Regions from separate parts of the Homo sapiens genome. Here region 2 is linked to region 1. Evidence: read pairs that join two places in POLR2A ChIA-PET (ENCODE). Cell type or tissue: Caco-2. All regions are shown on one strand. Links, peaks and the distances in the headings refer to the core of each region. The heading gives the core; the rest is flanking DNA.

Region 1 (6,425 bases), core at 1,663-5,662:
CTTGGATATTTAATGGACATCCCAAACTTAACATTTCCAACATAGAACGTCTAAATCCCACTCCACACTGCCACTCTGAATCTGGTAGTCTTCCTCCAGTTTTCTCCATCTGGGTAAATGATACCCAGCTGCTCAGGGGAAAAGATTTAGAGTTATACTTGATTCTTTTCTTTCCTCACCTCCCACGTCAGTCCATCAGCAAGTTCTGTCGCCTTTGCTCCAAAACATGTGCTGAGCTGTCTGTTCCTCTGTTTATTTCCATCTTAACTATTTCACCCTAGTCTAGCTCATATCCCACCCCCAGATCTTGGCCCAGGCTCTCAAATGGTCTCTGCATCTCTCTACAGCAGCCCAGGGGGATCTTTTAAATAGATAAGTCAGATCACATGTCCCTATCTCCTTTCTCAAAACCTGTCGGTGGCTTTCTACTGTACTTAGAATAAAATACAAACTCCTTACCTGGTTTGAAGGGCTGCCTTGCTCTGGCCCCAGCCCACCCCTCTGATTTCCTTCTTTTTTATTTTTAATTCATTTATTTAAATATTTTTATTATGGAAAACTTTAAACATATACAAAAGTAAACAGAATACTATAAGGAACCCCTTTGTGTACCTATCAATAATTATTAACTCATGGTCACTCCTGTTTTTTGTCTTTGTTTTTTTGAGACAGGGTCTCACTCTGTCGCCCAGATTGGAGCACAGTGGTATGATCTCGGCTCACTGCAGTCTCCACCTCCTGGGCTCAAGAGATCCTCCCACCTCAGCTTCCTGAGTAGCTGGGACTACAGGCCTGTGCCACCATGTGTAGCTAATTTTTTTGTATGTTTTTGTAGAGATGAGGTTTCACCATGTTGCCCAGTCTGGTCTCAAACTCCTGGGCTCAAGAGATCTGCCTGCCTCAGCCTCCCAAAGTGCTGGGATTACTGGGGTGAGCCACCACATCCGGCCTGTTTCTTCTTTATATCCACTTCCTCCCCTTTCTCTCCACCTGTGTGATTTTGAAGCAAACCCAAGACATCTCATTTCATCTGTAAACTATTTCAATAGATTAAACCTCTTTTAAAAATGAAATATCACCATAATGCCATTCTTATACCTAAAAATGTTAAAACCAAGTCGTTAGTGTCATCAAATGTCAAGTCAATGTTCAAATTTCCATCGTCTCATAAATGTCTTTTGCTTTTTACTGTTTAATTTAGGATCCAAATTATGGTACTACAGGTTCACATTATGATCATTGATGTTCCTTTTCATATCTTTTAAACTGTAGTTCCCTTCCATCTCTCTCTCTTTAAATTCTCCTTGCAATTTATTTGTCGAAGAAACTAGATCGTTTTTTAAGTGCTGTGTCTGAGAGTCTGGATTTTGCTGACTGCAACCCTTTGGTGTGGTTTAACATTCTCCTTTCTCCTGTTTACTGGAAATTTGTTTTTGGCTCTAGAGGCTTGACTGGATTCAGGTTTGATATTTTTCCCTTTTGGGGAGAACAGGGTTCCACGTTGGTGTAGTTTGTCTTCCCCCCACTCCTTGCCCACCAACTTGAGCCACACTGGCCTCTGTCCTGCTTTCCCTACAAACTAGTTCCGGCCTCAGGACCTTTGCAGGAGCTGTTTCCTCTGCCTGTAACCCTTGCCTCCATCTTTGCATGAGCAGCTGCTTCATTTCATTCAGCTCTTAACCTCAATGTCACTCCTCAGAATGGGTCCTGCAGGACCTCTCTATCTGCTTCACAGCAATGCTCACCCCTAGGCACTTTATGGAATTGTGAATTGTTGGCTTGTTTACTGTCTGCCTCCCATGAGCTAGAGCATCAGTCCCGGGGAGCAAGAGCTTAATTTTTCATGGTCACTACTGTACCCCTAGCACCTAGAATACCATCTAGGCTATGGTCAGTGCTCAACAAATGTTTGCCGAATGAGATGCCTCCGTGTTGGTGAGAGGCTGCCTCTCAGTAACATCACTCTCTTGTGTGCTCAGGCAACCAAAGGAGGTACTGTCAAAGCTGCTTCAGGATTCAATGCCATGGAAGATGCCCAGACCCTGAGGAAGGCCATGAAAGGGCTCGGTATGTGTCCTGCTGGAAGTGAATCCTCCTGCGTGCATTGCACATCACAGGGTCACACAGGAGGGTGCCATGTCTGCTGGCCATCACGTGGGTCTTCCTTTAATAAAACACAAGGGAGGCTGGGTGTGGGGCTCATGCCTGTCATCTCAGCACTTTGGGAGGCTGAGGTGGGCAGATCACTTGAGGCCACAAGTTCGAGACAAGCCTGGCCAACATGACAAGACCCCATCTAGACTAAAAATAAAAAAATTAGCCAAGCGTGGTGGCACACACCTGTAATCCCAGCTACTTGGGAGGCTGAGGCAGGAGAATCACTTGAACCCAGGAGGTGGAGGTTGCAGTGAGCTGAGATCTCGCCATGGCACTCCAGCCTGGGAGACAGAGTGAGACTCCATCTCAAAAAAGAAAGAAAGAGGCTGGGCACGGTGGCTCACGCCTGTAATCCCAGCACTTTGGGAGGCTGAGGCGGGTGGATCACGAGGTCAGGAGATCGAGACCATCCTGGCTAACACGGTGAAACCCCGTCTCTACTAAAAATACAAAAAAATTAGCTGGGCGTGGTGGCGGGCGCCTGTAGTCCCAGCTACTCAGGAGGCTGAGGCAGGAGAATGGCGTGAACCCGGGAGGTGGAGCTTGCAGTGAGCTGAGATTGCACCACTGCACTCCAGGCTGGGCGACAGAGCGAGACTCCATCTCAAAAAAAAAAAAAAAAAGAAAGAGGGAAAGAAGGGAAGAAGGAAGGAAAGAAGGAGGAGAGGGAGGGAGGGAGGGAAAGAAAACACATGGAACAAGTTGAGATAAGTTGGGACAAACTGGATGGGGAGGGGCATTAGTTCTTCACTTTAATAAAGAATGATAAATTTAATATACTCATTATGGATTTCCCCTATTGTTTAAACCTGCTTTGAATTACGACATCATGAATCTGCATATTAAATTTTAGAAATGTATTTGTTTTCCAATTAGTGCTGGTGTGTATATGGTGCCACAGATTTACAAAGCAGTTTCACAGACATTATCTCATTGGATATATGCAACAACCTGTGATTTAGTGAAAGCAGCTATTCCTATTGTTATTTTAGCCCCATTTTACAGATGTGAAACTGAGACCCAGAGAGGCCGAGTAACTCTCACCAAGTCGCACAGTGAGTGAAACTGAGCCATGGCTCACACTAGGCAGATCCCATCTCAAGCTCGGGGTCATCAGCACTAAGTCCACATTCTTGCCTTGAGTCCGTCTGCTTGTTGCTGTGGTGATAGACACAGCTGTGACAGCACCGACATGCAATGTGTGGAATTTAATGTGAGAAGGCTGGTGAAGCAGCCTTGTTGTCTGGGGTAAATACTAAGGTTTTTGGTGTCATGGCCAAGGAGATTGAGGTTGCAGACAGACACACACACAGTGAGTTTGGAGCAGGAGTTTAATAGGCAAAAGAAAAGAACAGCTCTCCATCACAGAGAGGGGTCCCGAGCGGGTTGCCAAGTGGTAGTAAAATTGTCAGGGTTTTTATAAATGGGCTACTGAGGAGGGGGCTCATGAGCAGAGGAGGTCTTATCCTCCTAGGGTCCAGTGGTTTGGTTGGGACCAGGTGTGCCTTCTATATAGAGCAGAGTTTTTTTAAATCAGCTCTTATCCCATTCTCTGACCACATAGATGGACTCTTATTCTGTGTTTCTTTGTCTTGCTTATCTGGGAGGGAGAGTTTCTGTGTCTGTTCCCACACATCTTCTTGCAGCTGCAGACATCCACCCAAGTCTGTTTTTAGCTCCTCAATCTTACTGCGCCTAAAGGGAAGGAATATGCTTATTAAGACCCACTGTTTTACTGGGGCCCACTGTGTAAATGTGAAGTTTGGTGATTACCCAGGAGACTTCCCCCTCCCTTTCTGTGCTCAAGCCATCTTCTCTGTGTTTTACAGCCTGAACTTTCAGGCTGCTTGTTGTTAGAAGAGAAGTGCTTTTTTTTTGAACTGCATGAGGTTAGAAAGGGAGCTATTTTTGAGCTGCTTTTTGTTAAAAGGAAAGTTTTCTGCTGGGGACTCACTTTACCCTAAATGTCTACCTAAATCATTTCTTTCTGCCTCCTATAACATATTTCCCCCCTCAGGAATGAAATCCATAACTGCTGCTAGGGGAAACTGGGTGACGATTTCTTCTGGCTACTTCCTGCTGGAGAGTGGCGTTGTGTGGGGAACAGCAGCTAGGGCTCCTCCTGGGGTTGATTTAAGGGTCCCTCGTAGGAGGGCAGTTTCATTTTCGGCTCCATTTTCAGCACCATCTGAAGCTTGATGGTTTCTAAGCGAGAAGAGATAAACTTCACAAGGAGGTTTAGAATATAGGTTCTAAATATGAGTATTAAGATTACTATTATTAATGGGGGCACTATAGGCCGTAACCATGACAACAGAGTTTGTTTGATACCTGTGAGCCATTCAGATGGGTTGTGCTGCTGTAAGTGGGTATATGGGGCTTGGCTTTGTTTAGCTTCCTTGGTCTTACTTTCCCAAAAAAGGGAGAAACCCTGGGGTTCTAGTTTACCTGGCAGGATTTGTAGGATAATTGCCCAGAACTAGAACATGTTTCCAGATTTTTCTATTACCGATGCCTTTCTGTTTTCTCTGAGCTGCAGCCAGAGATTCCTGGTTGGTTGACAGGAGTAAGCAGGGTTAGTTTAAAATGTAGGCAAGAACTTAAAAACAACTGATGGGACTACAGGTTAATAACAGATGTATGATAAGTCTTAAAACATAATTTCTCTTTCTCTAGTCCTCATTTTTGTTAAAAATAATCTATGATAGGACTGAGTTGTTTGCAAAACAGACTTCAGTCCTATACTTGGCCTAATTATTTGCATAAAGTACAGCAAGAATAATCATCCTTACATAAGCCTCTTAGATTGGCTTTGATGGAACCTTGTTCCATGAGGAATTTTAGATAGGACTTTTTAAAGCCAAGCCCAGCCATAGGTTTGTACTTTTAAATACCTGTGAGTTGGATAAATTTTTTTCCTTCTTGAGGTTCCAGAAGCATGGGGTTCCTAGGCCTGTTAGAAAGTGACATTCTTTACTCACTGCAGGTCAGGAACCCTGTATGGAGACTGTGTAGACAGATATGAGGCCAGTTTTCCCCAGGGGCTTTTATTGGCTCAGCAAGTTAAGCTTGATTCCTTAAAGGGAAATATACCCTTCTAGTCAAAGCCTTGGTAAAACAACCAGTTTTTCCAATTGTGTTTTGTTGCAAGAGAAAATGGATTCTTGCTGCACTGATTCAAACAACTATATTGTTGTAATTTAAGAATATTTATAACTAGTTTCCAAATTCTACAGGAATTAGGCAGAGAGACATAAACATGCTCCAAACTTTGCCTATAGTAGTACACTTTGCTTAGTTATCAAAGGCTGTAGCTAGCTTAAGACAAGTTTTTTTGACTCTAAAAAATAAAATAAGGATTAGCCGTGTTCTAAGAATAAGTGAAGAATATTGCTTTAGTTTTCTATTAGTTCAGTTCATTCCATTAACTTTTGTTTTGATATTTATAAACATTTTAGCCTTTTATGAGTCCCATACATTTTTTGGTCATGACAAACCTGCATTGGAGAGAACTTGTTAAAGTCCCATGGCTTGATTATGAACCATCTTTTGAAGAGAATTAAAACAAAACAACAATTGTCTGTAAATGACAAAATGTCCAGTTTGGATACAGTCAGAAATACAATTGACAAAGAAATTTGGTTATTTTTGTGTTTTTCAAAAACCCAGCATAACAACCTTAATTGTAATAGCACATATTCAGACACTAGAACCATAGACATCCCATACAGTTTTGGAACACATGTTAATATTATTCCCTAAAGTATAACCTGAAGAGTATTAGACATCATTTTGGCAATTTTATGTACCTCAACATGTTAAATAATACTGTTTACCTCTCTTCTAGATGCTTCAGGGGTCCTCTGCAGCACCCAAAAGCCAGGGGTTAGGAAAGACAGACTTGAGACTAAAGTTTGACTTTGGGAAGCCTGTTAAGTATATTTAAAATTTAAAACACTTGATATTATGAAATAGAATTTTAGATTACCAAAAGTTTTTGTTTTTGCCAAAATGTTGAGCCAGAAATTTGAAAAAGCAAAAACCATTCATTAGCCTTTTCTATTCCATGAAAATCCCGTGTTAAGAGAGAAAGTTAAATTTTACCCTTGCATTAGTTTGCTATTAATGTTAAACTTAATTTTAAATGAAACATTATAGACAATCCTATTTAATTTTAACCAGTTTGACCATGAAGTGAGATTTTCACATACCTGTTATAACCCTTGACAAGTTTTGCTAAAGAGTAGATTAGCATTTTAAGAAAACCT
Region 2 (6,425 bases), core at 1,413-5,412, 140 kb before region 1:
AAGAGGTTTAAAAAACAAAAAACATGACTAGATTCCTTGCCCTCCATTCCCTCACAGACTAATAGCAATTATAATGACAAATCCACAGTTTTTCATGCTTTACATATATTAAGTATATAATGCTCACAACCACCCTATGAAGTAAAGTACCATTATTATACTCATTTTATAGGTGGGTAAGTAAAGCAAAGAGATTAGTGACTTGCCCAAAGTCACACAGTAAATAGCAAAGCCAGGATTCAAACCCAAACATTTTAGTTTCAAAGCCCAGTTCTTACCTGGCTATACTAAACTGTCTACTTAGAGAGAGCAAACATTAACTGATTAAAAGACTCGTGAATAGTTAGAAACCCACGCACAAGCAGCATAGGACCAGGAGACAGGAAACCTCTTGCCACTTCATAGCTGGGATCCTAGACCACTTGTGTCACTGGGCTTATTATCTCAGCTATAAAACCAGAGCTCTTACAACTCTTAGTAATTTTTTAGTTCCTGAGTACAAAATAATGAACAGATCAGCCACTATAATCTCAAAACTATCACACTTTCTGTATAATTTGTCCCATGCTGCTTTGCATTCCTGTTCAACTTTTAATGTATATTGCTGTCTCAACCAAACACCTCAAAGCCAGAGAACCATCTTCTACTTATCTCCTTGGGCATCCAGTATAATAGTTTACATAGAGTGTGTTCTTAGCAGTACTTAAAGTAAATAATTTACTTTAAATGTGACACAAAACAGAGCTATCTGATTAAGGTGGAAAGATTGATTTGAAGTATCCTAGATGAATTTTGAACTAGGTGTGGAAGATGCTATGGGTAAATAGTCAAAGGGAGTGGGAAAAGAAAGTGCCATTTACTATTGTTACAATAGTGATCATATGACCGATGGAACAGACTCTTTGAGGCAATAAGATGCCAAATTATAAACAAGACCTAAGGCTGTGTCAGGCAAGGGTTAAGTCACACATCCCTACACTTGAAGAGTAAACCATCTTCTAACTGCCACAAGGTTTTTCTTTTTCTCTGGTAGCTAAATAGACACTGGCCTGGAGATAAGCAATATTGAATCAATTGTAGCTCACTGACCACTAGATGCTGACTAACTGTATCCCCCCAACCCCTGTTCCACAAACCATAACTATTTCTTTGATTGGACAAGAGACTGATTTCAGTAACATCCTAGTAAGAGACTACCAACCACAGACTGGTTCTGGCTGGTTTTCAGAGGCTGTGCACTGAGTGTCTTCATGTCCTTTGCTTCACCTAATTGTAATGCATTTAAATGTTAAATCTCCACCCCAAAGAGAACATAGGACATATGTAACATGCATGTTTGCTCACTATGCATGCATGTGCTGCCCCCCGCTTTGTGAATAATCAAAGCTCCTGTAACTTAAGTGTGTATTCTTAGCCAACTCATTTGGCATAAATTTGTGTTCCACTTTTTCCTCCCTCTAAATACCTGCTTTCAGTCTCTGCCAGAGTCTACACTTCCCAGCCTGTCAGGATCACCAGCCTGCAGGCTGCAACCCTTTATAAAAAGTAAAGCTCCCCTCTCCAAATTTATAAACCTTGGGATTCTTCAGTTAACACTATGTATCTTCCATATGCCAGTTATGGAATTTAAAAAATATATATATATTGTTTTATTGTTTTATTTTTATTTTATTTATTTATTTATTTATTTATTTATTTATTTTTTGAGACAGAGTCTCACTCTGTAGCTCAAGTTGTAGTGCAGTGGCGTGATCTCGTCTCACTGCAACCTCTGCCTCCCAGGCTCCAGCGATTCTTGTGCCTCAGCCTCCCGAGTAGCGGGGACTACAGGTGTGTGCCACCATGCCTGGCTAATTTTTTGTATTTTAGTAGAGACAGGGTTTCACCATGTTGCCCAGGGTGGTCTTGAACTCCTGAGCTCAGGCCATCCACCCACCTTGGCCTCCCAAAATGCTGGGATTACAGGCATGAGCCACCACGCCCAGCCACTTTTTAAAAAAAATAATTATATAAAAAATAGAGATGGGGTCTTGCTTTGTTGCCCAGGCTGACCTCAAACTCCTGGACTCAGGTGATCCTCCCACCTCAGCCTCCCAAAGTGCTGAGATTACAGATGTGAGCCACCGTGCCTGACTGATATTATTTTATTTAATCTTCATGGTTGCCTACAAAGTAGACAGTATTATCTATTTTATCAAAGAAAATACTGTTACACTATTATTCCCAATTTTATAGATGAACAATGAAGATTTTGTTAGTAGCAGATGAACATGTATGGTTTGTTAAGTTTGAAGGAAATGATTTGACCTGTGGTACACCTAAATCATGTTACCATAAACCCAGTGTGCTGTATCTTTGAGGAAATCAAAGGAAAGGGGACCACCATTAATTAAAATCCTTAACTGAGTCAAGCACTATGTTGGGTATTTAATCATACCATTTAACCCTCACAATACATCTATGAAGTGTGCATTACTTTTATTGGTGTGGAAACAGAGGCTGAGCAGGATTAGAGTCTGTCAACTATTTCTACAAAACATCTTAAAAAGGGCAGAGCCAAGACTGACCTCAAAACCCACATCATTTTCATTACACCATATGGGCTTTCTATGTTGCCGTCTTTTAGCGAAGTGGAACTTGTTAGAAATGCAAATTTTGGGGCCCCATCCAGACCTACTGAGTAAGAGGGAGGGGCAGAGGCAGCAGTTTCTGTTCACAAACCTTTCAGGTAATTCTAATACACATTCAAGTTTGAGAACCACTGTTTAGCAGAAGCGAACTTGTAAGAACCATGTCCTTTTTAAAAAAATGACAGTTCTTGCCCAGGCATGCTGGCTCATGCCCGTAATCCCAACACTTTGGGAGGCCGAGGCAGGTGGATCACTTGAGGTCAGGACTTCAAGACCAGCCTGGCCAACATGGTGAAACCCCGTCTCTATTAAAAATACAAAAATTAGCCGGGCATGGTGGCATGCACCTGTAATACCAGCTCGGGAGGCTGAGGCATGAGAATCACTTTAACCCAGGAGGCGGAGCTTGCAGTGAGCCGAGAGTGCACCACTGCACTCCATCTGGGGAGACAGAGTAAGACTCAGTCTCAAAAAAAAAAAAAAAAAAAAAAGACGTTTCTTGATTTTTTTAATTTTTAATTTTCTTTCTTTCTTTTCTTTTTTTTTTTTTTTGAGATGGAGTTTTGCTCTGTTACCCAGGCTGGAGTGCAATGGCACAATCTTGGCTCACCGCAACCTCCGCCTCCCAGGTTCAAGCGATTCTCCTGCCTCAGCCTTCCTGAGTAGCAGGGATTACAGGCATGTGCCACCACGCCTAGCTAATTTTGCATTTTTAGTAGAGATGGGGTTTCTCCATGTTGGTCAGGCTGGTCTCGAGCTCTCAACCTCAGGTGATCTGCCCACCTCAGCCTCCCAAAGTGCTGGGATTACAGGTGTGAGCCACCGCGCCCAGCCTAATTTTCTCTTTTAAACTGAGCCTTGTCTTCTTATTTTCCAGTTGATTTTGGTTTTGGATTTTGTTTAAGAAAGTAATTATGTGCTCATTGAAGAAAGTAGATAGAAGAAAATAAAAATCAGCTATAATTCTACCACTCAGCGATAATTGCTATTGACATTTTGATCAATTTCCTTTTAGCATGTTTCCATATATAAGTACCTTTTTTACTATATTAGATCACATTATATATTTATATTTTATTTTTTTCATTCCATAGTTTCCTATTTCATTGTATATTCTCTAAAAATATTCTTTTAGTAGTTGCTTAGTAATCAGTGCTTTACTGTCAAATGTTTTATTTTTAAATGTTACTTTTTATATGATTAGAATGAATATTCTCTTGTATTCTCTTGTGTGCTTCTTTGATTTTCTTTCTTTTTTTTTTTTTTTTTTTTTTTTTTAAGACAGTGTCTCGCCCTACCGCCCAGGCTGGAGTGCAGTGGCACAACCTCAGCTCACTGCAGCCTCGACCTCCTGGGCTCAAGCAATCCTCTCACCTTAGCCTTCTGAGTAGCTGGAACTACAGGCTCACACCACCACGTCTGGCTTTTTATTTTTTTATTTTTTTATTTTTGTAGAGACAGGGTTTCACCATGTTGCCGAGGCTGGTCTTGGACTCCTGAACTCAAGCAATCCACCCGCATCAGCCTCCCAAACTGCTGGGATTAAAGGTGTGAGCCACTGTGCCTGGCCTGATTTTTTTTTTTTTTTTTTTTTTTTTTTTTGAGACGGAGTCTCACTCTGTCTTCCATGCCGGAGTGTAATGGCACAATCTCGGCTGACTGCAGCCACCACCTCCCGGGTTCAAGAGATTCTCCCACCTCAGCCTCTTGAATAGCTGGGATTACAAGCACCCGCCATCATGCCCGGCTAATTTTTGTATTTTTTGTAGACACAGGGTTTCACCATGTTGGCCAGGCTGGTCTTGAACTCCTGACCTCAGGTGATCCACTCACCTCAGCCTCCCAAAGTGCTGGGATTACAGGCATGAGCCACCGTGCTTGGCCCCATGATTTTCTTTCTAAGGCTACGTTGTTATAAATGGAATAATTAGGTCAAAAGGTATGAATGTTTTTACAGCTAGAGAGCCAAAGTACCCTCCAGGAGATTGATATTGATTTGTTCTCCATTCACTGATCCAGTAAACAAATATTTATTAAGCACCATGTGCTAGACTTTAGAAAGTTTATTACAATAAACAAAATAGTTACACTCCTTGCCTTCAAGGAGCTTTTGGTGGTTTTTGTATCCTTTTTTTTTTCTTTGAGACAGGGTCTTGCTCTGTCACCCAGGCTGGAGTGCAGTGGCATGATCATAACCTGAGGCTTTCAAGGGATCCACCCACCTCAGCTTCCTGTATAACTGGTGCACAGCACCACAGCCAGCTAATTATTTCTTAATTTTTTGTAGAGACAGGGTGTTTCTATGTTGCCTAGTCTGATCTTGAACTCCTGGCCTCAAGCAATCCTCCTCCCTCGGCCTCCCAAAGGCTTGGGATTACAGGCATAGCCACTGTGCCCAGCTAGAGCTTTTGATCTTAAAAGAAGGCATTAAATCCTAAGTATTTCCATACCCTTGCCAGCACTGAGTTTGTGCAGTTTAAAAAGAAATCGATTTCATTTTGTTAGGTAGGAATGGTGTTTTTTGTTGTCATTGTTTAAATTAGTGAGGCTGAACAATTTTTCTTGTTCATTTATTTATTCATCAGTTGTTTATTAAGAATCTGTTATATACCAAAACAATGCTAGGCACTGGAAATATGATAAAGAAGATGGACATGTGTTTTCCTTCACAGAGTTTATAATGTAGTAATTATTGGTTGTGTATATTTCTTCATTTCTAAATTGTATCCTCTTCCATTTTTCCATTGGAGCATTTATTTTTAAGAATTGATTTGAGAGTGTTCCTTTATTCAATCAGTATGTAGTGAACTACCATGTACTAAACAATATGGTGCAAAACAAACAGATGAGGAAAAGAACAGGTGAGGATGTTAGCCAGGCATGGTTCCATGTGCCTAGAGTCCTACCCACTTGGGAGAATGAGGCGAGAGGATTGCTTCAGCCCAGGAACTTGAGGTTGCAGTAAACTATGATCACACCACTGCACTCCACCCTAGGGGACAGAGCAAGACGTATTTTTGTTTTCTTAGAGATTTTCATTACCTTGTCTAGTTTCTTTTGATTCTTACTTGCCTTACTGCCAGCTCTTCCTTTTTACCTCAATCTGTATACTTCATATATTACCTGTTTTTTAGTATCCATTTGTCTTGTTGTTGTTGTTGTTGTTTTTGAGACAGAGTCTCGCTCTGTCGCCCAGGCTGGAGTGCAGTGGCGCAATCTCGGCTCACTGCAAGCTCCGCCTCCCGGGTTCACGCCATTCTCCTGCCTCGGCCTCCGGAGTAGCTGGGACTACAGGCTCCCACCACCACGCCCAGCTAATTTTTTGTATTTTTAGTAGAGACAGCGTTTCACCATGTTAGTCAAGATGGTCTCAATCTCCTGACGTCGTGATCCCCCCATCTCGGCCTCCCAAAGTGGTGGGATTACAGGCGTGAGCCACCGCGCCCGGCTTTTTTTTTTTTTTTTTGGGGGGGGGGGGCGGGGAGACAGAGTCTCACTCTGTTGACCAGGCTGGAGTGCAGTGGCGTGATCTCAGCTCATTCCAGCCTCAACTTCCTGGGTTCAAGCAATCCTGCCTCAGCCTCCAAAAGTGCTGGGATTACAGGCGTAAACCCCCATATTCTCGGCCTTTTTATTGAATTTTTATTGCAAACATAAAGTAGTTTTGTTTTTTGTTTTTTAGATGGAGTCTCACTCTATCACCCAGGCTAGAGGGCAGTGGCACAATCTCAGCTCCCTGCAACCTCTGCCTCCCAGGTTCAACAGATTCTCCTGCCTCAGCCTCCCAAGAAGCCG

Evidence for each region. ChIA-PET counts read pairs that join two places held together with the same protein. Peaks named below come from ENCODE experiments on the same cell type or tissue, not always from the same donor. Only the 100,000 strongest peaks of a DNase experiment are listed, where the experiment ranks them.
Region 2: POLR2A ChIA-PET joins it to region 1 with 5 read pairs; 5 of 35 experiments call an interaction of 5 or more read pairs at or near these places.

Annotation. Positions count from the first base shown.
Region 1 is chr2:69,786,075-69,792,499 of GRCh38, forward strand. ANXA4 (annexin A4) reads left to right here. Exons shown (of 13, transcript NM_001153.5): 3 at 1,980-2,067. SMANTIS (SMARCA4 interacting SWI/SNF chromatin remodeling complex scaffold lncRNA) reads right to left here. Exons shown (of 3, transcript NR_164155.1): 2 at 4,191-4,362; 3 at 3,475-3,852. Among named protein-coding and RNA genes, the nearest start is that of SMANTIS, 9.7 kb to the right of the region's middle. In Caco-2, for the core only: no CTCF peak of the experiment used is centred there; a DNase peak (open chromatin) is centred at 3,307.
Region 2 is chr2:69,645,722-69,652,146 of GRCh38, forward strand. It overlaps a transcript of ANXA4 not described here. Among named protein-coding and RNA genes, the nearest start is that of AAK1, 5.2 kb to the left of the region's middle. In Caco-2, for the core only: no CTCF peak of the experiment used is centred there; no DNase peak of the experiment used is centred there.